3 separate regions of the Mus musculus genome follow, and regions 1 and 3 are each linked to region 2. A link is a loop called in an ENCODE intact Hi-C map of the cell type or tissue named here. Cell type or tissue: gastrocnemius. All regions are shown on one strand.

The links. A loop is a pair of places that touch in the nucleus more often than their neighbours do. Peaks named below come from ENCODE experiments on the same cell type or tissue, not always from the same donor. Only the 100,000 strongest peaks of a DNase experiment are listed, where the experiment ranks them.
Region 1: a loop joins it to region 2, with 4 times the contacts of the local background. A loop is called at or near these places in 30 of 42 quality-filtered maps.
Region 3: it touches region 2 in a loop (8-fold over the local background); 23 of 42 quality-filtered maps call a loop at or near these places.

The regions. Positions count from the first base shown.
Region 1 is chr10:76,463,976-76,471,975 of GRCm38, reverse strand. It overlaps Ybey (ybeY metallopeptidase), which reads left to right and starts at 2,862. Exons shown (of 5, transcript NM_172550.4): 1 at 2,862-3,202; 2 at 3,590-3,819; 3 at 5,611-5,739; 4 at 7,651-7,719. The coding sequence starts at 3,610. It overlaps Mcm3ap (minichromosome maintenance complex component 3 associated protein), which reads right to left and starts at 3,074. Exons shown (of 29, transcript NM_019434.3): 1 at 2,762-3,074; 2 at 724-2,027; 3 at 327-553. The coding sequence starts at 1,921. In gastrocnemius, a CTCF peak has its summit at 3,142; a DNase peak (open chromatin) is centred at 3,086; H3K4me3 peaks cover 1,940 bases; H3K27ac peaks cover 1,835 bases.
Region 2 is chr10:76,731,162-76,739,161 of GRCm38, reverse strand. No RefSeq gene overlaps it. Among named protein-coding and RNA genes, the nearest start is that of Col6a1, 9.1 kb to the right of the region's middle. In gastrocnemius, CTCF peaks have their summits at 3,934 (motif pointing right) and 5,733; DNase peaks (open chromatin) are centred at 3,944, 5,716 and 6,127; H3K4me3 peaks cover 2,276 bases; H3K27ac peaks cover 3,711 bases.
Region 3 is chr10:76,546,585-76,554,584 of GRCm38, reverse strand. Lss (lanosterol synthase) reads right to left here. Exons shown (of 22, transcript NM_146006.2): 16 at 7,726-7,822; 17 at 7,045-7,150; 18 at 5,300-5,365; 19 at 4,702-4,782; 20 at 3,830-4,000; 21 at 2,187-2,265; 22 at 1-1,648. The coding sequence ends at 1,517. It overlaps 4930483K19Rik (RIKEN cDNA 4930483K19 gene), which reads left to right. Exons shown (of 4, transcript NR_045354.1): 4 at 7,785-8,000. Among named protein-coding and RNA genes, the nearest start is that of 4930483K19Rik, 12 kb to the left of the region's middle. In gastrocnemius, a CTCF peak has its summit at 3,953 (motif pointing left); no DNase peak of the experiment used is centred here.

The sequences.
Region 1 (8,000 bases), 270 kb after region 2:
GGAGGCCTGCGTTTTATTTCCAGCACCCACATGGTTCCACCCATTGTAAAATCATCTGTTACTCTGGTTCTAGAGGATCTGATGCCCTCTTCCGACCTCTATGGGCATCAGACATGCAAGTGATGCAGAGACAAACATGCCAGCAAAACACTGATACACAAAAATTAAAAATAATTTTTTAAAAAATGTATTTTTCAAGTGACCAAGTTGAGGACTGAGAACACAGGCTCAGAGGGGCGGAGCTTGCATCTCCTGCTCAGAGCCCTGGGTGTGATTCTTTGCAATGCAGAAAAAGCGACAGGCAGCAGGTTCTCGGGAGTACTCACGTGGTCGAAAAAATGAATCACGGCGAGCTTCTTGCTGCGTCTGGTGAAGACCCGCTGGACTTTAGCGATTTTGCTGAAGTGTTTCTCCAGGATGGCTCTGTCGTTGAGGTAGTCGGGGATGTTCTTGCACTGGATGGCTGTGAGCTCTAAAGAAGACACGCCCCCGAGGCTGTAGATCCACTCTTCCCTTCGCTTACTCTGGCGCACAGACTTTCCCCTGAGAGAATCTGGAATTTAGAGAGCAGACAAGTAAGTCTGTCAGGGACAACACTTCCAGGCAAAAGGAGCCACCACGGGATAAAAGCCAAGATCGTGGGACTTAAAATCAAGTGACCACAAGGGACCTCACAAGAGCTCGGCAGCACACTTTTGTGGCACACACATGTTTAGGACTCACCTTCTTTCTCATCTCTACTTTCTTCTTCCTCTTTAGTCACAGCTGGAAGGCGGGAAGGTACCATGGTGGACTGACTCCCTCCTGGGACGGCCGCGTGGTCACTTTCCCCAGGTTCCGCAAAGCCACTCTCCTTGGATTCCTTGCTGCCCAGGCGGCCTGCCTCTTTATTGCTTTTGAAGACCTCCTGTATTGTCCGGCCAAACAAAGTACCTCCCCGGGGTCTGTTGAGGCGGACTGGCCGTTTATCTGGGGGATGGTCGCCCCTGGACAGGGGATCAGGGTCTTCTGCTGCCTCGTGGCAATGTCTCCTCGGGGAGCGATCCTGGTCCTCTTTCCTCTTTAATCCCTTCATGAGGGTGGGAAGTGGCTCCACCTGGGAGATGGCTTCCTCACATCCTTGGCGGAGGCTTGGTTTGTTAGCTGGGAAGGGCTCCCCCAAAGATCCTGGTGACGCTGTGGGGAAAGTACTGAAGCTACTGTTTGAGCTTCCAAACGCTGACGTAGAAACCCTCTTCTCTTCTTCTACATTTTGGTTAGACAAAGGAGAGGCAAAGGCAGGAGTATTACTAGTAACTGGTTTCGAAAAGATAAAACTTGAGCTAGTCACCGAACTATTTGTCACCTGTGGGAAAGAAAAAGGGGTCAGGCCTCCAGACCCGCTACCAACGGGATGGGAAAATGTAAAAAATCCAGAAGAAATCTGGCTCTGGGTTTTTTCTGGCTCTGACTCAGGCCCCGGTATCGGTTTGAAGACTGCATTTTCCAGAGGTTTAAACTTGAATTCCGTCTTCCGAAAGCCAGAACCTGCTACTTCTCCGGTTTCTGGCCCAAAAGTAGCGCCACTTGGGAAAACCCCAACACTAGAGGTTGACTTAAAGCTGAATGCCGTATTGCCGGGCACAGAGGAACTCGAAGTAGCTGCGAAAGAAGGTGTGGATTCGAGACTAGAGAAGAGTCCCACACTTGAGGTTTGGGTGAGTCCAAATGCTGGCAAGGAGGAAGAATGGCTTCCTCCAGAGGGTGTTGCAAAGCTTGGTACTTGTGAAAACGCCAGGCTCTTGCTGGGTGTGCTGTTCTGTCCAAAAAGGGAAGGCTGGCCAAATCGAAATGGTGATTTAGTCTGATATGTTCCCGTGGTGCTGGAAGATACCGCAAAAGCACTGGGCTGCTGCCCTCCGAAGGGGTTCACCGGGTGCATCTTCAAGCCAATTATCTGAAGGCAATAAATATGGACTATACACAAGTAGCTCTCCTCTTTAAATTATCTGTTGCCAGGGGAAGCTCTCCTTCATCCTCAGGATGACCTGGAAAAAAAAAAAAAGGTTAGGACATCACAGCATATTTTGCTCCAACTCTTAAATCACAGAAATTCTAAGACAATTATTTAAAAGGCAAGGGCACAACGGGCCGCCGACCACTCACAGATCAACAGGTTTTGGACACAGGGTATTAGAAATGGATTATGGTGTAAGGGAGGTTTAAAGATTTTTTTTTCTTTTTCTTTTCATTAAAGACAAGGTCTCGTAAAACGGGCTTGGTGGCGCATGCCTTTAATCCCAGCACTCGGGAGGCAGAGGCAGGCAGATTTCTGAGTTCAAGGCCAGCCTGGTCTACAAAGTGAGTTCCAGGCCAGCCAGGGCTATACAGAGAAACCCTGTCTCGAAAAACCAAAAAAAAAAAAAAAAAAAAAAGACAAGGTCTCGCTTAGCCCAGGCTTGCCTCAAGCTTACTACAATCAAGCACAACCTTAAGTTCCTTTCTTCTGCCTCGGTCTCCCTTCTGCTGGGACCACAGGTGTGCTCCAGCAGGCTTAGGTGAAGCCTGATCCGTTATGATTAAAATAAAAATGCAAAGCATTTTATTCAATTGATACCTTCTCGGGGAAAAAACAAGCAAACAAACAAACAAACAAAACCTCAGTAATAAGACGGGAACACATCACTTATCAGATTCTTGCGATCTCCAAGGCAAAATAAATAAATAAATAAATAAAAACACAAAAACCGTAATTTAAAATGTTACTGCTTTGGGTTCCTACCATCTCATTTTTCTCCCGGTAACTCGAACTTGCGATGCCCTGGTCTAGAAATAATAGCTTTTTATCCCCGATGCTTAACACTCCGGAAGCCGGCCGCTAGGTTAACAGACGCCTTCGAGCGAAGACTAGTGAAGGCCTTCAGCAACTCGGCAAAGACACAAGGGACAGCGGAGGCCGCGGAGGGAGGAGCAAGTCCGCCAGATACGGCCACTGTCGCCAGCGCTTGTGCTCGCCCACAGTCTGCGTGCAGCCTCTACCGGGCCCACCGCACCGCAACAAACCGGCCACTGGAGCGGGCTCTTGGGTGTGCGCTACGGACATCAAATTTGTAGGACCAACTTCCGGTCCTCCGCATCCGGCTTCCGCTCTCTGGGGTGTGCTGCTGCTGATCTTCCGGCAGGCGGCCCGCCAGACCCCCGACCTTCTTCACGGTCGGATTCGGTAAGTGCACGGCGATCCCGCATTGTGCGGCGTGGAAGCCCCTCGTTCGTGCGTGGATCCTCCAGCCTGAGTGCCCGAGAGACGCTGGACCCACAGCGACCCCATTTGCTCACCCACACTCATCCTCACCTGGTCCTGCACCATTGCAACCGCCCCAAACCACTTGCCTTATTCTGCACGTTGTGCCCAGTCTACCCTGTTTATTAGTTTCCTAGGGTAAATAAAGGTGATTTCCCTTAGCATTGCCACCAGATAAATCCCATCAAATAAAGTTTTATTGTGAGCGCGTGTGTGTTTTTACATAACTTATCACTCTCTAGTAGTTACGGGTCTTTTCTCGAACTTTAACCACAGGTTCCTTCCAACCATTTTTTTTTTTTTTTAAAGGGCTGGGTGTTCTTCCCGAAATGAGTTTGGTGATTAAAAATCTGCAGCGGGTGGTCCCCATCAGAAGAGTGCCACTTCGCAGGAAGATGGATTTAGTCAGGAGTATCTTAGGAGTGAAGAAATTTGACCTGGGGATCATCTGTGTTGACAACAAGACTATTCAGAACATTAATAGGATCTACAGGAATAAAAATGTCCCAACTGACGTGCTTTCTTTCTCATTTCATGAGGTAAATATGTATACCTCATATTTAAAATAAATATATATGTATGTATATATGTTCTTCTCGTACAGCTTACCTTCCTTCCAGAATAGTTCCTGTTAATTACATTACAGATCTGGTTATCTTTGATTTTGAAGTTTTCTGGAAATGCACTGAAGTCTAGCCTGGTGTGACTGTGCATGCCTTTAATCCCATCTATCCAAGAGGCAGAGGCAGTCGAATCTTTGTGAGTTCAAAGCCACCTTTGGTCTGCCTGGTTAGTTTAAGGCCAGACAAAAGCCACATAAGAAGCCCCTTTCTCAGCCGGGTGGCAGTGGTGGCACACACCTTTAGTCCTAATGCTTGGGAGGCAGAGAAAAGCAGATCTCTGAATTCAAGTCCACCCTGGTGTTACAGAGTGATTAACAGGACAGCCAGGGCTACAAAGAGAAACTCGGTCCAAAAAAAAATCCTCTCTATCTCAAAAACAAGCAAATAAAAAACAGAAATGAAGCAATATGACATAGACCCATTAAGTATGTCTAGCCCTAAACATCACAATTCCTCTATGCAGGGACCACTCTCACTAACTCAGTGCCCTCAGGAAATTCAAATAAGAGTGTCTGCAGTTTTAAGTGTACCTCAGTAGTAAATGCTTGGACAGAAAAGTAAAAACTGGTAAGCATTATCAACAGATTCCCTTGCGATAGATAGCTACAAGGAACCACATTGTCTAAATAGCTTCCCCCATTGTTAGCAGAAGAAATGGGAATACTCCTTTTGGGGAATGAATTGGTAGTAAATGGTGCTTCAAAGGATAGAAAAGAGAAGGAAAGAGCCAAGGATGCAGGCTTAACCCTGGAAAGTTAAGCCTTGTGATTGTGGCATAAAATAAGGTCAGGCACCCGTGCAGAGTGGGCATGGTGGTCAGGCAGAGACAGGACAGGACTCGAGGTGTGCGTTGGGAGAGGCTGGATGCAGTAGAATCAGTGTCGCCTGCTTCTAACTGCAGACAGGATTGGGCTATAGCCCGCACAAGATGGGTAGAACAGAGCCCAGCAGAGGGGACTGAAGGTCTACAGCATGTCTGAAGAGGCCACAGCTAATGAAGGATTTGTTTCTGTATATATATATATAGTGGATTATAGCATACACACGTTTCTTCCCCTGTCAAAGCAAAGTTCTTTCTGCTTTTCTCTTTTTTTTTTTCCACCCTTTGGTTTTTCGAGACAGGGTTTCTCTGTGTAGCTCTGGCTGTCCTGGAATTCACTTTGTAGACCAGGCTGGCCTCGAACTCAGAAATCCACCTGCCTCTGCCTCCCAAGTGCTGGGATTAAAGGCGTGCGCCACCACGCCCGGCTTATATGTAAGTACACTGTAGCTGTCTTCAGACACTCCAGAAGAGGGAGTCAGATCTCGTTACCGATGGTTGTGAGCCACCATGTGGTTGCTGGGATTTGAACTCCGGACCTTCAGAAGAGCAGTCAGTGTTCTTACCCACTGAGCCACTCTCCAGCCTGTTTCCCTTAACAGGAAAAAATGGCAGGCACACAAGTGGGGAAAGAGTGTGATTGTGTCCATATGCCAATTCAATGATATTGAATGTGACTTTGAGAGGGGTTGGGGGGGTGAGTAGATAATTTGATAAAAACAGCACGTGAGGGTCACTGTGTGATAACTGCATTCCACCCCCTCAGACTCTTTGATGGTCCTTAGCCTTCATTATGCAGCTTGAGCATCCTGTGGTTAAGAGTCCCGTGCCCTCTGCTAAACAAGTGAGCCAGGTCCTTGTAACCTGGTGATGTTTCTCCTTTTCAGAATCTGAAAGCTGGCGAATTTCCTCAGCCACACTCACCGGATGATTATAATCTGGGAGACATTTTCCTAGGGGTGGAGTACATTCTTCAGCATTGCAGAGAAAGTGAGGATTACTGTGATGTCCTGACGGTAAGTCGGGTGCGGAGCCACATACGCTCGCAAAGGAACTTCAAATGAACCTTAGAGAAGGTGGAAGAGGAGACTCCTGGTAACACACGAGCATCCACACATACCACTTGTATTGATGGGACTGGAAGCTCCAGACTTGAGGGAAGGAGAACACACTGGGGGGGGGGGGGGAAGCCTGGTGTCCCCAGGGACTTCTTCAGCTTTTATCTCTAGAAATGGGACCATGCTTCCCTAATTGAAATTTGCTGGATTGGCTTCTTATTACACTACCCAGAACAGAACAGGAGCCTCCACACTTCAGAGTTTGAAGGCAGGAGGGGAAACTAACAAGAGACGCGATGTACCAGTGTTCAGTAGAAGAGCTCCACTTTGGCAGAACACCCACAGCCTTGCTGTCTGTGGGCCTCCTAGAGTTGAAGAGTGACCCAAAGCAGGCCCTGGTGGTGACCCAGAGTTAAGGCCTTGGCCTTGACTGTCTCCTTGATCTCGGATAGTGCAGCCTGTGCTATACAGAGTTGGGGAAGTTATAATTCTCTGCTGTGAAGGAAGTGGCCCAGAGCCAGCAGCGGCACTGCCAGTTGACATAAAATAACACCTCTGCTTTAAAGGAAATAAGAAACTAGTTTATTCTGAGCCAAATGAGGGTGGCTACTGAAGCCAAAGAACAGATTTGGGTTACTGTACAACATGGAAGGGGTTGTGTGAACTCTCATAGTCCCGGAATAGACAAAAGGCACATGTCACCAGTGACTTCAGTGCAGACGTTAGACAGACAGTATACAGGGAGGTGGTGGCAATTCTGTAGGTTTCCCACACAACCACTGAGTGTCCCTGGCTTTAGGGATGGCCGAGGCTAGAAGTGTGTCAGACTAACCATGCTTTCCAAGAGGTGATCTGCTCAACATGAGGGTATTAGGGCAGATCCCAAGGTTCGTAGTAAATGGTTATTAGAGGGTACTAAAGATTGCTAGAGATAACTTTAGCTTAGCTTGCAGTAGTCCTCTCTATAAATCTTGGTGTTCTGGTCAGCCAAAGCTAGACATCATGCAGGCTCTTCATTAGCTGGGCTCTTCAGATCTTCAGTGCCCTCTGCTGGACTCTGTTCTACCCCTTCTTGTGCGGGCTATAACCCAATCCTGTCTGCAGTTAGAAGCAGGCGACACTGATTCTGCTGCGTCCAGCCTCTCCCTCCACCTACTCGAGTCCTGTCCTGTCTTTGCCTGACCACCATGCCTACTCTGCACAGGTGCCCTGACCTTGTTTTACGCCCTAGCCTAGAGGGATGGCTCCGTGGGTATCAGGAGCCACTGTTCTGGTGAACACGAGTTCTCTTCCCAGCATCTGGGTCAGGTATTTTACAACCGCCTGCCCCCAGCTCCAAGGTATCAGATGTCCTCTCAGGCCGCAAGGATGTCTGTACTCATGTGCACATATACACAATTTAAAAATAATAAGTAAATAAATGAAAAGATGTAGACTATACCACCCAGGTCTTGAACTCTTGGATTCAATCAATACTTCACTGCAACCTTCTAGACCACTGATACTACAACCGTGATTCACCCTTGCTTAATTCTATCTAGTCAGATTCCCAATACTGCCAGGGACAATCAACTCTTTTTACCTGGTCTCAACCCCAAACAGTGTTGCTCCACACTAATTAAGTGAACTGAGTGAATGAATTGTTCTGTTTTAGACAGGAGGCGATAGAGGTTGGGATGTAGCTCACTGGTAGCACTTGCCTAGACAGGAGAGAACTGAGTATTAACTCCAACCCAGGGCAGCAACTGTGTATCCTGCCCCAGGGTCCTGGCGTAGGACAACTCAGTCTTACAAGGGTCCTCTGTGAGCCCGAAGGGGCGGCCGTCTGGTAGATCATCCCCTGAGCTGACTTCTCAATTACTCCAACAGGTCACAGCCACCCATGGACTCTGTCACCTGCTGGGCTTCACCCACAGCTCCAAAGCCGAGTGGCAAAAGGTAGGAGGGGTACCTGTGCAAGGGGCTACCCCAGATACACCCTTAACCCTTAGGCTGCTGCCCAGCATTCCCCTCCCCCACCTCGAAACCCCATGGCAAGAGGCCGAACTACAGCCTCCATCCATCCTGCCTGGAAAGGTGAGGTCTTGTATTGAAGGCTCTGGCTCCTCATGATACTTCACTCCTGAAAGGCACCCTGGACAGGCAGGTGAAAGTTAAATTCCCTGAATGCTAGCTATTATCGATGGGGGTCAAGGGACACTTAATGTTCAGAAAAACAT
Region 2 (8,000 bases):
TGATGGTTTGTATATCCTTGGACCAGGGAGTGGCACCATATGAAGGTGTGGCCTTGTTGGAATAGGTGTGACCTGGTTGGAATGGGTGTGTCACTGTGGGTGTGGGTATAAAATCCTCACCTTAGTTGCCTGGAAGTCAGTCTTCCACTAGCAGCCTTTGGATGAAGACATAGAACTCTCAGCTCCTCCTGCACCATGCCTTGATGACAATGGACAGAACTTCTGACTGAACCTGTAAGCCAGCCCCAATTAAATGTTGTTTTTATAAGACTTGCCTTGGTCATGGTGTCTGTTCACAGCAGTAAAACCCTATCTAAGACATCGGCTTTAAAGAAAAACCAAATCATGGAATCATGTAGGGACACAGACGGAATTCAAAAAAATATGAATAAGGTAACCCAACCCCCAAAGATGGATGCCAGGTGTTCTCTCTTCTATGAGGACTCTAGCTTTGACTCTTTAATTGGTGTATCTAACATAGAGCCTCTGTGGAAACAGGAGGAGATTGAGGAGGTGTGTATAGACATTATGTGTTTTTTTTATATCTCTCTTTTTTATATGTAATTTTAAAAAAGTGTTTTAATTGGTAACATTTGTTGCTTGGGGTTGGGAACCACAGACTTAAGCCACAAAGAAACAAAGGTGGAAAGACTTTTTTCAATATTCCCTTTGTTCCTTTAAAATTTTTTTTTACCACTCAAAGCTACTGTTTTTGACAGCAAACGACTCTAGGAGTGCATGCTTTTAATCCTAATACTAAGAGCCAGAGGAGACTAATCTCTGTAAGTTGAAGGCTCAGTCTGATCTACATGGCAAGTTCTTTCTAGACCAGCCAAGGCCTGTCTCAAAACAAAACCTCAAAGAGAACATCTTTAACTTAAAACTCATGAGGCCAGTGAGATGGCTCAGCTGGTAAAGAAAGGCATTTGTTGTCAAGCCTGACACCTGTGTTCAATACATGGAACCCACATGGTGGGAGAGAACTGACTCTCAGGCTGTGTGTCCTATAACTCACACAAACTATGACACTCCCATGTACACCCAGGCATGGAACATATGTACAAATGTAAATGTAAGGCATCGTACTAGTCAATTACATATGTATCATACAAATATTATAGACCTTTCATTCTGAAAAGATCTCTCTCTCTCTTTCTCTCTCTCTCTCTCTCTCTCTCTCTCTCTCTCTCTCTCTCTCTCTCTCTCTGTGTGTGTGTGTGTGTGTGTACATGCATATGTGTGTGCTTCCTGAGACAGATTCTCCCCATATACCTTTTGTGTGGCAGTTTCATCAAAATATAGCCTGTCTGAGTGAGAAGCTAAAGATATTGGATGTTCCCACACAGAAGTCTGTAAAGCTCAGGAGCCAACAACTCAAAGGCTTCAGGAAGTCCCTGAAACTGACCAGATAAATTAAATCTTCCCACGCCAAGGAGAAAAGACTACTGAAAGGCACTCTCCAGCCTGCTGAACTGCCTCTATGTTGTAAAGAATATTAGGTTCCCAGCTTTCATAAGCCACTGCCCTTGCTGGGTAGGCTTTGATGATAAAGCTGTCTTTGAGATAATTCATGATCTTATAAGTAAAGTAACCCTTCACTCATATTCCTGATAATTAAAACTCATTGCTTCACTGGATAGTGGTGGCACATGCCTTTAATCCAGCAATCAGGAGGCAGAGACAGGTCATTCCTAAGAGTTCAATGCTAGCCTGGTCCTAGCAAGATTCCAGGACAACCAGGGCTACACAGAAAAACCCTGCCTTAAAAACCAAAAAATTAAAAACAAAAACCAAAAAGCTAAAAAGTCCAAGTTGGACTTTGGTGTTATCTTTCCTGGTGGTCTGTCACCAGTCCCCTATCTGGGGTGAGTAGACATTCATTCATCTCTCTCCAAGAATAATGCTACACCTCAGTAGTAAAGATTCCACTTCTCCAGCGCTGAGATTAAACGTGTTTTCTCTTTTACCATAAAAACCATTGGTAAGACAGTTGGCAGCCTATGGTTATGTTATGTAGATTGGGTAATAGACTGAGCCTGTTAGTCTTCCATTCAGATCACTGCAGTACACGTGGGTAGGAGCACACCCTGCTTTTAGGAGAGCTTGAAGATTTCTCAGTTTGATTTCAGAGAGCTTTGGAGCATGGATGACAATGTGCATCCAGTTTCATGACTCAAGGGGACTTGTCACCACAATCACGCCCCCATCAGTCGCAGCTGTGGCTGCCCCGGGTGATGTTGCCTTCCAGGCCTCCGTGAGGTCAGACTCCCCCAGAGTGCAGGTGCAAGCTTCCAAGAGTGGGACACGGCTCCCTTTGGGTTTTTTCCTAGCATTCTGGATTCCTAGCGTTGCTGGAGGTTCTAGCCAATGGGATTAGATCGGAAAGTGAAATTAAGAGGATTAGAACTGGAAAGTATATAACACCACTCCATTATAATACTACAAACCCGAACCAATAAAAATATACAGAAATTACGACAATGGCAGCACTGCTGCTAACAAGAATAAGCATCTGGCAATGAACAGAATTCAGAGAGTATTAATGGTGGACACAATCCCGTTAAGGTTGTAAGGTCATGGATAATATAGTAGAATTCAGGAAGTTATTGATATCTGAGACAGTCTACGTGTTGGGTGTCCAGCCTCTTCCCAGAGTGCCACTACTTCTATCAGTGGAATTTCGTTTGTCAGAACCTCAGCTTCTCTCTATTCCTGAGCACATGACTCCTGGACCTGGGTTCCAGGGTAGCTTTCTCTACCTCCAGCTGCTGTGATTTCACACACACACACACACACACACACACACACACACACACACACACACAAATGGTAACAGCAGTGGCGAGTGTCGAGGGTTGCCATGACGTCAGGCGTCCTGACTCCGGTGATCTTTGGCTGTCTAATTGGGGAGAATGGCAGTCGGGATCCAGGCCCTATTAACCTTCATCCTCCAGGAACCAGCGTACAACCAGAAGCCAAGCGTTGCCAAGCCTGCTTTGAGTGCTGAGTCTCCCATCCCAACTGCTGCTCAGGAAATCCTCAAAGAACTCATAGCCACTGCTGCCCAGGGCCTGACCTGCCTACGTTTCCACCTGCTGACCTCTACTCTCTGGAATCTCAGAACCAGGTGGGCAGACAAGGGGCAAGGACAGGTCCTAACCTGTGTCCCTGAAGCATTGATCACCTTATTGAGGCACTAGACATTTGCCTTCAAGGAGGAAGATTGAAGGAGTTGCCCTCACCTTTTGGGGGACCCTCTAAGAAGTATTGGACACCTTTCACTGACTTGGCCCCTGGAACTGAACGTGGGAGTATGCTTAGTGGTAGTTTATGTCATGTGGGGTCTCTGATAGGAACAAGTTGCTCATTGGAACTGACCCTAACCTAATCTCAACCCTAACCCAGATCCTTCCCCTTGGTTGTGACTCTAATTCTGAGGCTAGGAGTTACCATGGGGAGTCCTACTGATGTCTAGATATACATGAAGATCCTAGAAAACACTCTTACGGCACAGGGTTATGGTGCCAGGCTCTGGGATACCTAGGCCTAAGATATCCTAGGGTTAGCCTTCCCCTCTTTACAGAGAGCTCTGGCTTCAGGAAGGTTAGAAACTTCTGAAACAGGCAAGCAGAGGTGGGAAGCAGCTGGGCTAGTCACAGAGTTGAGGCTGCTCACTTGTTCTGTATCTGGGACTGGGCCTACCAAGTGACAGGGGCCAGCCTCTGGTAGGATAGTTTCCTGTACCTTTGTTGAGACAGGGCACACTGTGCCTCAGGAAGGCTGAAAATGGAATCTCCCCAGAGGCTTCATTGACTTCAATGCTTCCTAGACTCAATCTATTCAAGCAAGCCTGAGGTAGGCAATGATGACTACCATTCCACAGCCGCTCTGTCTCTGTCTGTGAACATCCAGCAAAGTGCCCAGATGGACAGCAGAGGGCGCTCAAGCCCAGCATATTGGCCCCTGAGAGCCTCTCTGGGCCTTAATCACTAACCACCAGAACGTGAGATTTCCGGTGTGTGCTGGGGAAGAAACTGGCATAAATAACCCAGGGCACATGTGTACCCCAAGTCCTAGTGCTGATTTGGGGGAGTTTTGCCAACAAGGGAAGAAGATATCTGAGTCAGTCACCTGAAGCCCAGGGATCCTAGACAGGCACTGAACAGGCTTAATTACCTCTCACTCTTGTGGGTCTTGATTTTATTGGCTTTTGACTGTCAACAATACTTTTTCTCTTTAAAGTTAACCCCTGCATGGAAGTGCTTGAATGGCCCCTCAATCTCTGGAGATCATTGAGCAAGAACGAGGCCCTTTTCCACAGAACAGCGAGAGACATCTCTTGCTCCAGAGTTTGATAGATCAGAAAAATCATGCAGGCTTGTAGCCGTTCCTAGGAACCCCAGATGTGACCCAGGGTGCACATCTGACTGCCAAGAGGCCTCCTTAGAGAAGCCGGGGCTATGGAATCAGATGCCAGATAGAAGGTCCTAGGGTACCTCCTAGAATGGTGATTCTCAACCGGTGGATCAAGATCCCTTTGGGGTGGGGTGTTCAACGACCCTTTCACAGGGGTCACATACCAGATATCCTGCATATCAGATATTTACATTACGATTCTTTTTTGTTTGTTTGTTTTTTTCAAGACAGGGTTCCTCTGTATAGCCTTGGCTGTCCTGGAACTCACTCTGTATACCAGGCTGGCCTCGAACTCAGAAATCCACCTGTCTCTGCCTCCCAAGTGCTGGGATTATAGGTGTGTGCCACCACTGCCCGGCTTCTTAACAATAGCAGTAATGAAATAATTTTATAGTCGGGGGTCAGCACGACATGGAGAGCTATATTAAATCATCACAGCATTAGGAAGGCTAAGAATCACTATTCTAGCACATCTGGACAGAGTCTACATGGGACCTGTTGATGGTGGCCTCCTGATAAGGAATTGAGACTGTCTTACTCCGACACTGCCATTAATAGCCCATCATAAACTCTCACTAACCAATACTAAGAGGGGTATCTCCTGAAGATGTGGCAACACAATGTTGGCTTGTTTCTCTGGCCTTAGGTCACAGAACTGGTAGATGACAGAGCAGGAACCAGCCCAGATCTGAATGTCCCTGGTTCTTATGTCCCCAGCCTAGAGCACAGAGGCTAGAAAAGACCCCTGACCACCTCTTGCATGCAGCCTGTCTTGCTGCCCTGGCTGATCTTGGGTCCCTCGGTCTCCTCGACATCTTCAGAGAGTACCAAGGATGAGGGGCTTCCATGGTTGGGGGATGAGGCCAGGCAGGGTGAGAGGACAAGGCTGCCAGCCAGGCCACCCTGAAGCAGCAGGCTGGAGAGTCTCCAAGCCCCAGTGTGGCTGAGAAGAGACCAAGGGTCTTAGCAACCCCTTGCATATATTGCTGTTCCGCTGTGACAATCCTTGGCTACCTGAGGTGAAGAGTGAACTGGGCCTGGAGTCCCCTGCTTGGCTCCCTGCAGAGAGCAGGGAGTGTCCTGTTCTCTCCTGCGCACAGCAGGGTGGGGTGAGGAAGTCTTCTCTGACTAGGCTTGTCTTCGCTAGAACTCAGGCGGTCAGGCTATAGCAGTTTTCCACGAAGAGTCTTGGCAGCAGCTGGGAAATATCAATCACAGTTCAGCGCGAGGCTTATACAGTGGAACCCACACTCCAAGTGCCAGGGGCTCTGCAGAGACAGGACGCATGCCTGGTGCGGCTCCCCAGCTCCCCAGCGCCACCTCTGGCTGAGAAAGGCAGCAATTTTGCATGTTGATCAGCAGTCTGATCCCCAGAATATCACTTACAGACTCTGGTTGGGGGTGGGAGGGGCAGGATCTGCTTTTGTGGCTGTTGGGGGATAAAGACAAGGAGGGCATACCCCAGACCTGGTGGTCTCCAACACGGTCCTGGGCTCGTAGTAGATCTCATTTTGAAACCCTATTAGCCCCTCAAAACGTCTGGGGTAATGCTTAGCCCAGCCCTCCACACCGCAGCTCCAGCATCTTCCCAGGGTTAGCAGGACAGGAAGTGACTCTTGTTCACAGGAATGCTTGGCTGTCATCTCCAGGCCCTTGAGGGTGGGCTTCGGGGACCCAGGTGGTGCGGCACCACTGTGGCTATCCTTTCCCGGGAAGCCCCCTCCCTTGAGTTCCGCCTAAGCCTGCAGCTGGCCTCTGGTAAGGAGCCAGGCTGCTCCTCCAGAGGCCCAAGCTCTGCTGGAGAAATACCTCTGCCAGATGTTGCTCTCTCTCTCTCTCTACAGGCAGGAGGCCAGTATGAGGTAATAGGAAAGTTTAACCCGTCCAGAACCAGAGCCCCCAGTCACTGTGTTCACAGCCAGCCATGCTAGCTGGCAATTCGATGGAGAGGGTCCCTTGAGAAAGGATAAGAGCCCAAGGACCCTTGTGTAAAGTGTTCCTGGGGCGCTGCAGCCCTCAGCAGGCTCAGTGGATAACTCTGTGCTCAGCATGGGCCTGCTATTCATGGTACTCAATCCCTGCTTTGCATGTAGCCATTTCTCAACTATCCCCAGGGTCAAGGGTACCCACTTTTCAGAGCCCTTTACCTCCCCAAGGTCAGGTTCACAGCTCCCGGAGAGAAGGGAGTCATTGTGCACTTGTGTGTGTATGGGGCGGGGGGAGCTGTTAGAAACTTAGCTGATGGAACCAAAAGGTTGCAAGGGATCTTGGGGCGGAAAAGGAGATATGACTCGTTCTGCCCACTGGCTTCTCGTCTAGAGACCACCAGCAGCAAGCACAGAATGATTATGGCACTCTCTGGTGACCTGTGCAGCTGCCCCAGCTATCTGTGCATCCCTTGGGTCCCTCTACCTCCATAGAAAGGACCAGCGTGCAGAGGCTCTATATAGATTGGGCGGTGAGGACCGGGGTTTAGGGGTGTATGTAAGAGAAGCAGATTAGAGCAGAAACCTCTGCCTACAGCTCCAAAGATGCCCGTTCTCCAAATGCTTTTGTCTGTGCTTAAGCCGTGGCTCCAGCTGGCGTAGAGTGTCCTGCTAAAGTGTCTGTCTGCTTCCTGCTTCTGCCCCTGGGGAAGCTTCTGCTTGTCCTCGGGAGTCAGGGTCACGCTCCCAGGACGAGGCTTTGGCAGTGAGACTCGAGACAAGATTTCCACGGGGATCCGTGGGGACACCCATGTGTTGCAGCCTGCGGCGTGGGTCAGCTGCTTTTCTGGGGGGAAATCGCCCCTTCCTCCGGAGAAGAGGAAAGAGTTAGAGCTATGTGAATTTTCTGGCTCCACTGCTAGCTAGGGTTCTCAGAATATCCAGCCTCAGATTTGTGGGTGTTGGGCCAACTCCAAACAGCCTTGGAGCCCCTCAGGCCAAGTTGCCAGCGTCTGTGTCATGGTGTCCTTGAGCCTCCCAGCCAAGCCTCGAAGAGCAGGGAGGCCTGGGGTTACCCACTCACTGGCTGCTTGGCTCTGCCTCGCTGGTCTCTCTGGGTATCGTGCACACAACTCATTTTTTTCAGCTTTGTAGTGTCTCTTTCAAAGGACGGCACGCGACCAGAGCTCCCATGTCCACTTCTCACCAGAAAATAAAATTCTCAAGTTTTCAGACAAGAGAACAAAAAATAAATTAGGTTAATATGCAGCCAGGGAGCCACATCGTCAGCTGGAGTCGCTGAGTAGGGAGGGTGGTGGGGGACCAGTGGAGGGATCCGCCTTCACAAAACAATTAGTCGGGGGCATTACAGGCACAGCCTATAATAGTGAGCTGCCTGTCTGCCCCATAATGAGAGACCACCCCTGTGCAAAACAGGACCCACCTAGCTCACTCTATAGTGGGACCCCAAAACTTTCCATTCTGTATCCCCTTTGGGATCCTGGTACCACGCTATACTCCAGAGCGTGCCCAACTCAGCCTCATGGCCTTAGGGCTATTGTCAGTTGGTGGTTTATCCACCAGCCTCTGTTGCTGTACCTCCATGTGTTACAGATGGAGGTTGATAATGTTATAATGTTGTTGGACCCATGCAGACTA
Region 3 (8,000 bases), 180 kb after region 2:
CAGGGGAATGGGGATCAGACACAGCTTTCTGCTTGTCGGAGGGAAGACTATGGGTCAGGGAGCGATTGGAGATACCAGTGCAGAAAGCACTACAGATGCCGAGAGTTAGTTAACTAAAGGGGCATCCAGCTGGACCCCGCTCACCATGGCCAGAGAGAAAGGCAGTAACTTCAAGGAGACACATAGTTTCCACCCTGAACTCTGCCTGCTCTGGCCAGACACACAGTTACAATCAGGAACTTAAGAGCTCACACCCAAAAAGGATTGCCTCAGACATCTGGCCCTCACTTGGACTCACAAAGCACAGCTGGCATATGGGCTGATAACGATCTTTGGGTGTCATGGGCATTTTCCTGGCTGCCTTGGTGTGTCTAAGTGGTGAGCTGGATATGATTAGCTGTCCTTGCTCCAGCACTGTCCCATGGCAGGAACCGTTACAACCACTGTCTACCCTAATGGCTCCCCCACGTGTGCGTCTCTATCTCAACAAGGACTGAGAAGCCTGGACATCAGGATGCTGATCTTGTAAGAAACCAATGCAATTGTATAAGCATATAATCTGGGGGCAGAATTGGATGCTACAACTGGCTCCTTGCCACACAGACTCAGCATAGACACTCCAGGATGAAATGTCTCAGGAAGGCAGGTGGTTGTTTTTAATATTTTATTTTCAGGATTTATTTTATGTGTATAGATGTTATGAGTGTATGTATGTCTATGTACCATGTGTGCAGTGCCCACAGAGGCCAGAAGATGACATTGGGTTCCCTGAGAACTGGAGTTACATGCTGTTAGCCACCAGGTGGGTGCCAGGAATCAAACCCAGGTCCTCTGAGAGAGCAGCCGCTGTTCTTTACTACGCCCAGGGTCTGTTTAGTAAGGGAGTCGGTGATCATTCAAATGACTTTTAGTAGCATTTCTGGTACAAAGCCAGTTTGTATTTCCTTTCTGAATAACTGGCATTTCATATAGTGATGTAGTCATGGGTAGCAAGTTTCTAGGGACACCAGACACTGCTCAGGGCACAATGAGTAAGGGACCTGCCTCACCTGCCATTGAGCCTTTCTCTGAGCACCCCTGCACCATATGGCTGCTCTAACTCCCTCAGCACAGCAAACACAAGATGCTCAAGTGCCCACTCCACAATCAACAAGGGAAGCAGTGAAGAAGCCAGCTGCTCCCTCACAGGGAAGTCATTGATCACAGAAGCTCTATAGCCTCTCTCCCTCGGGGAGAACGAATACCCAGGAGCTTCCGAGTCCATCCACTGCGCCTCTCTGGATCTCAAGGCTCATCTTCTTCCCTTTCTCACTGAAGCTAGTCCAAGAACTTTAAGCGCACACTGACAAGTGTCTAAAGACACCAACACTGACCCTATCCCCAGCCTCCTGTCTACAGAAATAGAGAACGAGGCCTAAGCAGGGCTAAGAAGGCTCTTATCACCCAGCCAAGACACGGGGCTCTCCAGGACCTGGATGGTGATGATGCTGGCCAGGTGCAGCAGACACACACGTGTTCAAATGTGGCCGGCGAGGGTATTGTCAGGATACAGGTTGGAGAAGCGGCCCAGGGCCCAGATGGGGAAGATGTTTCTGTAACTTGTGTAGCTGATGGCACAGGACTTGTTGAAGACCCCAGAGATGTTCTCCTGGAAAGACATGGAAAAAATGAGCAATAAGGCACTTGTCCCTGGATGGTGGTCCTAACTACTGAATTTCCCAGCCCTAGGACAAGACTGCTTGGGAAAAGCTAATGACCCAAAGACAGGCAAGCAGAGGCTGGCAGCAATCCTGCTCGACTTTGGTCCTAGATCAGAGACTATAGCTTCAAGTAAACATTCTTCCTTAGTCTAGTAGTCTCTAACAATCCCCATAGGCACAGAGACACATGGAAACCCAGCTGCACATCTTGTGAGTGATGAACCACACACAAACAGCACACGGTAGAGCCGAGGTTGTGCAGAAAACTTCAGCTCTCCAGTCCTTTCCCCCAGCCAGTTTCCTTTACACACAGCAAAATGTGCTCAACACATCTTAGCTCTACAAGCAGGACAAGTCTCTGCTGGGCAGTGTCCCTATCCCAGGTCCCCAAAGGCCCCTCAGAAGAACATGGGCATAGGAAAGCGTGTGGAGACTAACGGAGAAGTTGGGAATCAATGTGGGAATGACTGCCCACCCCTCACACACCTGAGGCCAGTCTCCATTGGGTAACTGCTTCCCTAGCAGACATCTGATCCCTCTCTCCTGAGCAGTGATGTCGGGATGCCTGAGGGGCAAGAAGACAAGGTGAGCATACCTAGCAAGTGGCATGATCGTGCATCCCAGGAAAAGAACAAAGTCTCCAAATCCCATGACAATGATATATGTGGTTTGAATAGGAATGGGTTTGAATGCTCCGCCACTGGGAGTGGCACTAGTAGAAGGTGTGGCCTTGTTGGAGGAAGTGTGTCACTGTGGAGGGGGGCTTTGAGGCTATGTGTTCAAGCTATGCCCAGTGTGACACACACAATCCCCTTCTGCTGCCTGAGGATCAAAACGTAGCACTCTCAGCTCCTTCTCCAGCAGTGTCTACCTGCACACTGCCATGATGATAATGGACTGAACCCCTGAACCTGTAAGCCAGCCCCAGTTAAATGGTGTCCTTTATATGAATTGCTGTAGTCACTGTGCCCCTTCACAGCAATGAGATCCTAAGATGGTAGGTAAACCCTAACAAGCAGAACACCTGAGACTCCTGCTAGAATCTTCCCATGAGCCTGAGAAGCAGAACATGTGTAAGCATGGGGAGTGCACACGTGGTTGCCATGACGACATGGCAGGCACACGGTGCTGATAGATTCCCTAGGGAGGAAGACAAGCCTTATGCCTACCCTGCTGTGATGGTTTGTATATGCTTGGGCTAGGGAGTGGCACTATTAGGAGGTGTGGCTTTGTTGGAGTAGGTGTGTCACTGTGGGTCTGGGCTTTAATACCCTTGTCCTGGAAGTCAGTCAGTCCTCTCTGAGAGGCCTGCAGATGAAGATGTAGAACTCTCAGCTTCTCCTGTACCATGCCTGCCTGGATGCTGCCAGGCTCCCACTTTTATGATACTGGACTAAATCTCTGAACCTGTAAGCCAACCCCAATTAAATGCTGTCCTTATAAGAGTTGCCTTGATCATGGTGTCTGTTCACAGCAGTAAAACCCTAAGACACCTGCTGGGGACTGAGTAGGGACAGACTGATGACTCTCACGTCCTTGGGCTCCCTGTACACACTTACTAAGGGGATTTCGGGAAGATCTCCAAATGGCTCCAAGTGTACTGTGGCAACACAGGCTAAGACAGCATGTACAGTGTGTGTACTCCTACACCTGTGTGAACACACATGTATATACCTAAACATATATATGCAAATGCATGTACATCCAGATACATATGTGGGTCTGTGTACATGGGTGCAATACATGTGTCTCAATCCAATATGAGCCATGGACATGAGAGAGCCAAAGCAGCCACAGTAGCCTTGAGCTCTGGATCCTGAGGCAGCGCTTTCCCTTCCCCACCACAGCCCCGCAGGCCCCGCTGTTCCTGCTCTGCCAACAAGTACTGACTACCAATGGACAGGTAGACCACTTCTAAGGATGAGTCTCCCTGTAAGTACCACTCATCCAGACGGGCTGCCACTTAGCCTAGGAATAGGGTATGTGGTTCCATCCACAGTTACAGAGGGATAATGGCTCAGTCCTGTGGCTACTTTCACATCTTCCCACATCTGTCCATATCCTAGGCTACCTCCTCAAAGCTGACTGTCCCTAGCACACACTTCCAATGATGGTTCCGTTGCCCTTACCTGACAGCCATCAAACCCATCAGGGCCCAGCAGGTGCTATGGACCTGGGACCTAGCACTCTGCACATACCGCCGCTGTTCACATGATTCAAAGTCCTCTCCCCAGCCTCCATCCGCCATCTGCTGGGACAGGAGGAAGTTGCAGGCCTGAGCTACTTCTGCACAAGCAGCCCTGTAGAGAGAGCAGGAGGTTTGGAACATGTTGCCTTGAGTGGATCTAAGCCCTCTATACCCTACCCTGACAGGCTGCCTCAGGGTCATGGGAGGGGCCTGCAGAAGTGAGTGGATATGGGTGCACGTGTGCTGCTGGGCACAGAGGAAAACCCTCTGCAGCTACAGACACATGCAGGCTGGGTATGTGGGTACACAGAAACAGAACTAGGCATCCCTGAGTTGCATCTGCCTCAGCGCAACATCCCTAACTCCCCAAACCCACTAGATCTAGACGTACTGGCTAGCGCAGCCAGAGATAGGACTTGAACCCCTCTTTTCCCGAGTTCCTAGACTCCTATCCCATTGTTTAAAAATATTAAACAAAATAAAGTCAAATATCAAAGGAAAAAGACCACCATGGCAGAGCGTTACTGGTCTGCTTAGTTTTACTGTCAACACAGGGTCATCAGTGGAAGAAATTGGGAGGGTCCAGCCCACTGTGTAAGAGAGCTGGCTGAGTAGGGTTTCTTTCATGGTTTCTGCTTCAGTTCCTGCCCTAACTTCCATCAGTGATGGATTATGACCTGGAAGTATAAGCCTAAAGTAACCTCTTTCTTCTCCAAGGGGCTGTTGGTCAGTGCTTTATCACAGTACAGGAACAGAACAGAACAGCGACCATGGCAATGCCCTAACCGCCATCAGCCTGAAAGCCACACTTACCCATCTTGGTAGGTATGCCCCATGCAAGCGAACGCTTCCAAGCCAAACCAGGTGCCGTAGGTGAAACAAACACCCCAGGAGCTAGAGGGAACAGAAGAGAACGTCAGCCTTGCTCTTCACTCCAAGTGAGAGGACAGGTACTCTACCCAGGTACTGGGACAACCTCAGAGAGGGCAGAACTGGATCAAGCATGGGGATACATGCCTATATTCCTAGCACTGGGCTAAGGCAGGAGGACTGCTAATTTAAAGCCAGCCTAAGACATGCAGCAAGACCCTGTCTCACAAAACCAAAGAGAGAGTAAGAAACAGAAAGAGGATGGAAGGTTGGAAAGGAGAGGAAAGGGGGAGGAAGGGACTTCAGCAGTTGGTATAAGAACTTCTCACACACATCCCAGGCAGGGGGGAGTGTGACCTGCTGAAGTTGGCACTGTTCACCTGGCTCAGCCACAGCCTCCTCCAACCAAGGCACACAAGAACTGCATACAGCAGGGAGGGTGATAGCAGGCCATAGAGCTGAGGCTCCCAGGACAAAGGCAGTAAGGGCAGACTCCTCCCACCCCTGCATGCACACCGCCTCCCACCTCCTGTCTGCTCACCCCTCCCAGGAGCCATCGGCTCTCTGCTTCCTTCGGCAGAAGTCCAGGCCTTGATTGAGGGTCTCCCTGCAACAGAGGCAGTTCTAATAACAGCATTCAACTACTTTTCTAGTCCAGCCTTACAAAGCCGTCCACATCTTCCCCAGAAACATGCTTAGGTCTCTCTCTCACAGTCTATCTCCGTACCGGCTTCTGAATTAGCTATTCTTCTGTTGCTGTGGTGAAACACCACAGCCAAGCAACTGACCAGAGAAAGAGTTTAACTTTCGGGCTTACTGTCCCAGAGGGTGAGAAGGAGCAACTGCACACGCCTTGTTTCCCAGGGACAAGTGAGATCAGTCTGAATGCTATTAATTGAGCCATCTCTCCATGCTTTAGCTCTGTTTTTTAAGTGTATTGTTTTATTTATGGGTTTTTGGTGAACTTTCTCAATGCTAGGAGTGGGCTACCTCCTTAGGAGCTATTAGACAGGCTCCTCAAAGCCAGGCTTTTTTGTTGCAAAACAAAACTAAATAGTCGCTACTGTTAAAGATTCTGCTTTGGCAAAGATAGGCTAAGACTAAAGTAGAAACTACTTCCTTACAAGCTGGCTTTCATAATACTGAAGATAGCAGCAAGCTGTTGGTGCAGAACTGTCTCCAACAGTCCAGCTCAGCTATGGACCCTGCTTGTTACAATAGAAACATCAGGTAAGAAAATGCCCATTAATACAATATTAACACATGAACACGATAGTTAAGAAAATGCAACTTTACTGCTCTCTGCTGTGATCTAAGGCCCCCTCCACAGGAAGAAACTCATGTTACTGTAAACCGGGCAAAGGTCATCCCCATGAGGAGGCCACTGCCACTGCTTTATTAGATAGGTATGATGTGCCCCTTCTAAACGCTGTGTTTGCGCCTTAACGTCACTGCCGCCTTCGGCTGTCATTAGTCATGGATGGAAACTTTAATAATACAAGGTGTACCACGAAGACTCACAACCAGTCAAGCTCCTGAGACAAAGTAATTGTTGCTATGTCAGAATGGTCCAATATTCAACCATAGATGGAGAAAATGCACAGCTATACAACCCCTCCAAGACTCAAGAAACATCACAAACAAGGCAGATCCAAAGACCGCAGGAACCAGCGGAAGGGATGGACTGTTGCGTAGTTGCTTCCACCAAATGAAACGCTCCCTACACTTCCACGGAACTAACAGTAAAAGAAACCAACACCTGCCAGTGCGGGACTCAACCAAGGCAGGTCCAAAGAGAGCAACAACAATCCGTGACTAAGGACAGAAGGGCAGTCCCTTCATGGGGGAATGACAATGGGGTGTAAATCAGGTAATGTCAGGGTCCCCACATAACAATCTCAAGAGCTTCTGACCATTCATTGGCTCTCAACATGAAAGAACACATAGTGGCTATTTACCTGGACAGTGGTGGCGAAGTGAGGTATTTATGTCCATTTTAAAACATGTTCAAGAAGATAGGAAAAATAACCCCTTGTTACATTACAGTTGTACTGTCTTTCTCAGACCTATATACACGGAGACTCAAGCACAGACACAGACGGCGCGCGCACACGCACACGCGCGCACGCACACACTCACACACACACACAATGGATCTGTAAGCATCTGAAACTGTCCCTGCATTTACTCAAGTCATTGTCTCCACTTATCTTGTTGAAAACCCACGGTCTGCTGTCAGGGAACGCTGAGCTGTGGGCCTACTCAGTCCTGCCTTACCTTCCTTACCTGACCTCTGCTGCCCTGTAGTCTGGGAAGTGTTCATGGAAATGCTTCAGTGCCTGCATCACAGCGGAGGTACACTCTACATACGTGTAGTCAATCATGATGTCTCCTAGAAAGGGAGAAAAGAAGGCACCTGAGCTCCACTATGGTTCAGGCCAGAGTGTGGTGAGCAAGGGTGTTAAAGCATGCAGGAGTCACACCTGGACATTACCCCAAGATCAACCTGAGCAGTGTGGCCACAATGGGCACAGTGAGACCTGCACACCTATGCTATGGCACACACACAAGACAGCTGGGCTACTACCACTGCCACACACCCCAAACCCCCACATGTATGACAGGTCAAAGCATAGGATAATGAGAAGGCATAAGGGAAGGGATAGCAGGTGCCAGGGTCCATGAAGAGAGAGCTTGCCCTGACAGACTAGAACTTTAGTGACAATAGTCATGGCCAGACAGCCCCTGACACAGGTCCTTACACGTGCTGGGGGTCACTGAGCATATGAAGGGCACATGGCAATCTCCACACAGCATGAGGCCCTGTGGATAAACAGCAACCCCAGCCTAAGGTCTCCATGGCCTGAGACAGGCACTGCATACTCTGGGGCTCATAGGGGGCTCTACGTGGACCTGCCTGTGTGCCAGGCCTGGTCTACACACCATGCTGCTAGTCAACACACTTACCAAAGACCTCTGAGGGGTTCAGCAGCTCCAGCAAGTAACCCCCACGCTTCTTCTCATAGGTAGCGAACCCGCCATCAGCATTCCTCAAGCTCAGTAACTGGAACGAGAGGGCACCCAGACAACTGAGCGGACAAGGGCGGCGTGACTTGGCTGAAGCACCACTGACAGCCAACAGGACAGGAATGAGGGATAAGAAGCCAGTTTCTGTATGTGGTAGGTGCCCAGTGCAGCTGCACAACATCTGGAGACATACTCTAATATCAGGCCAATATTCC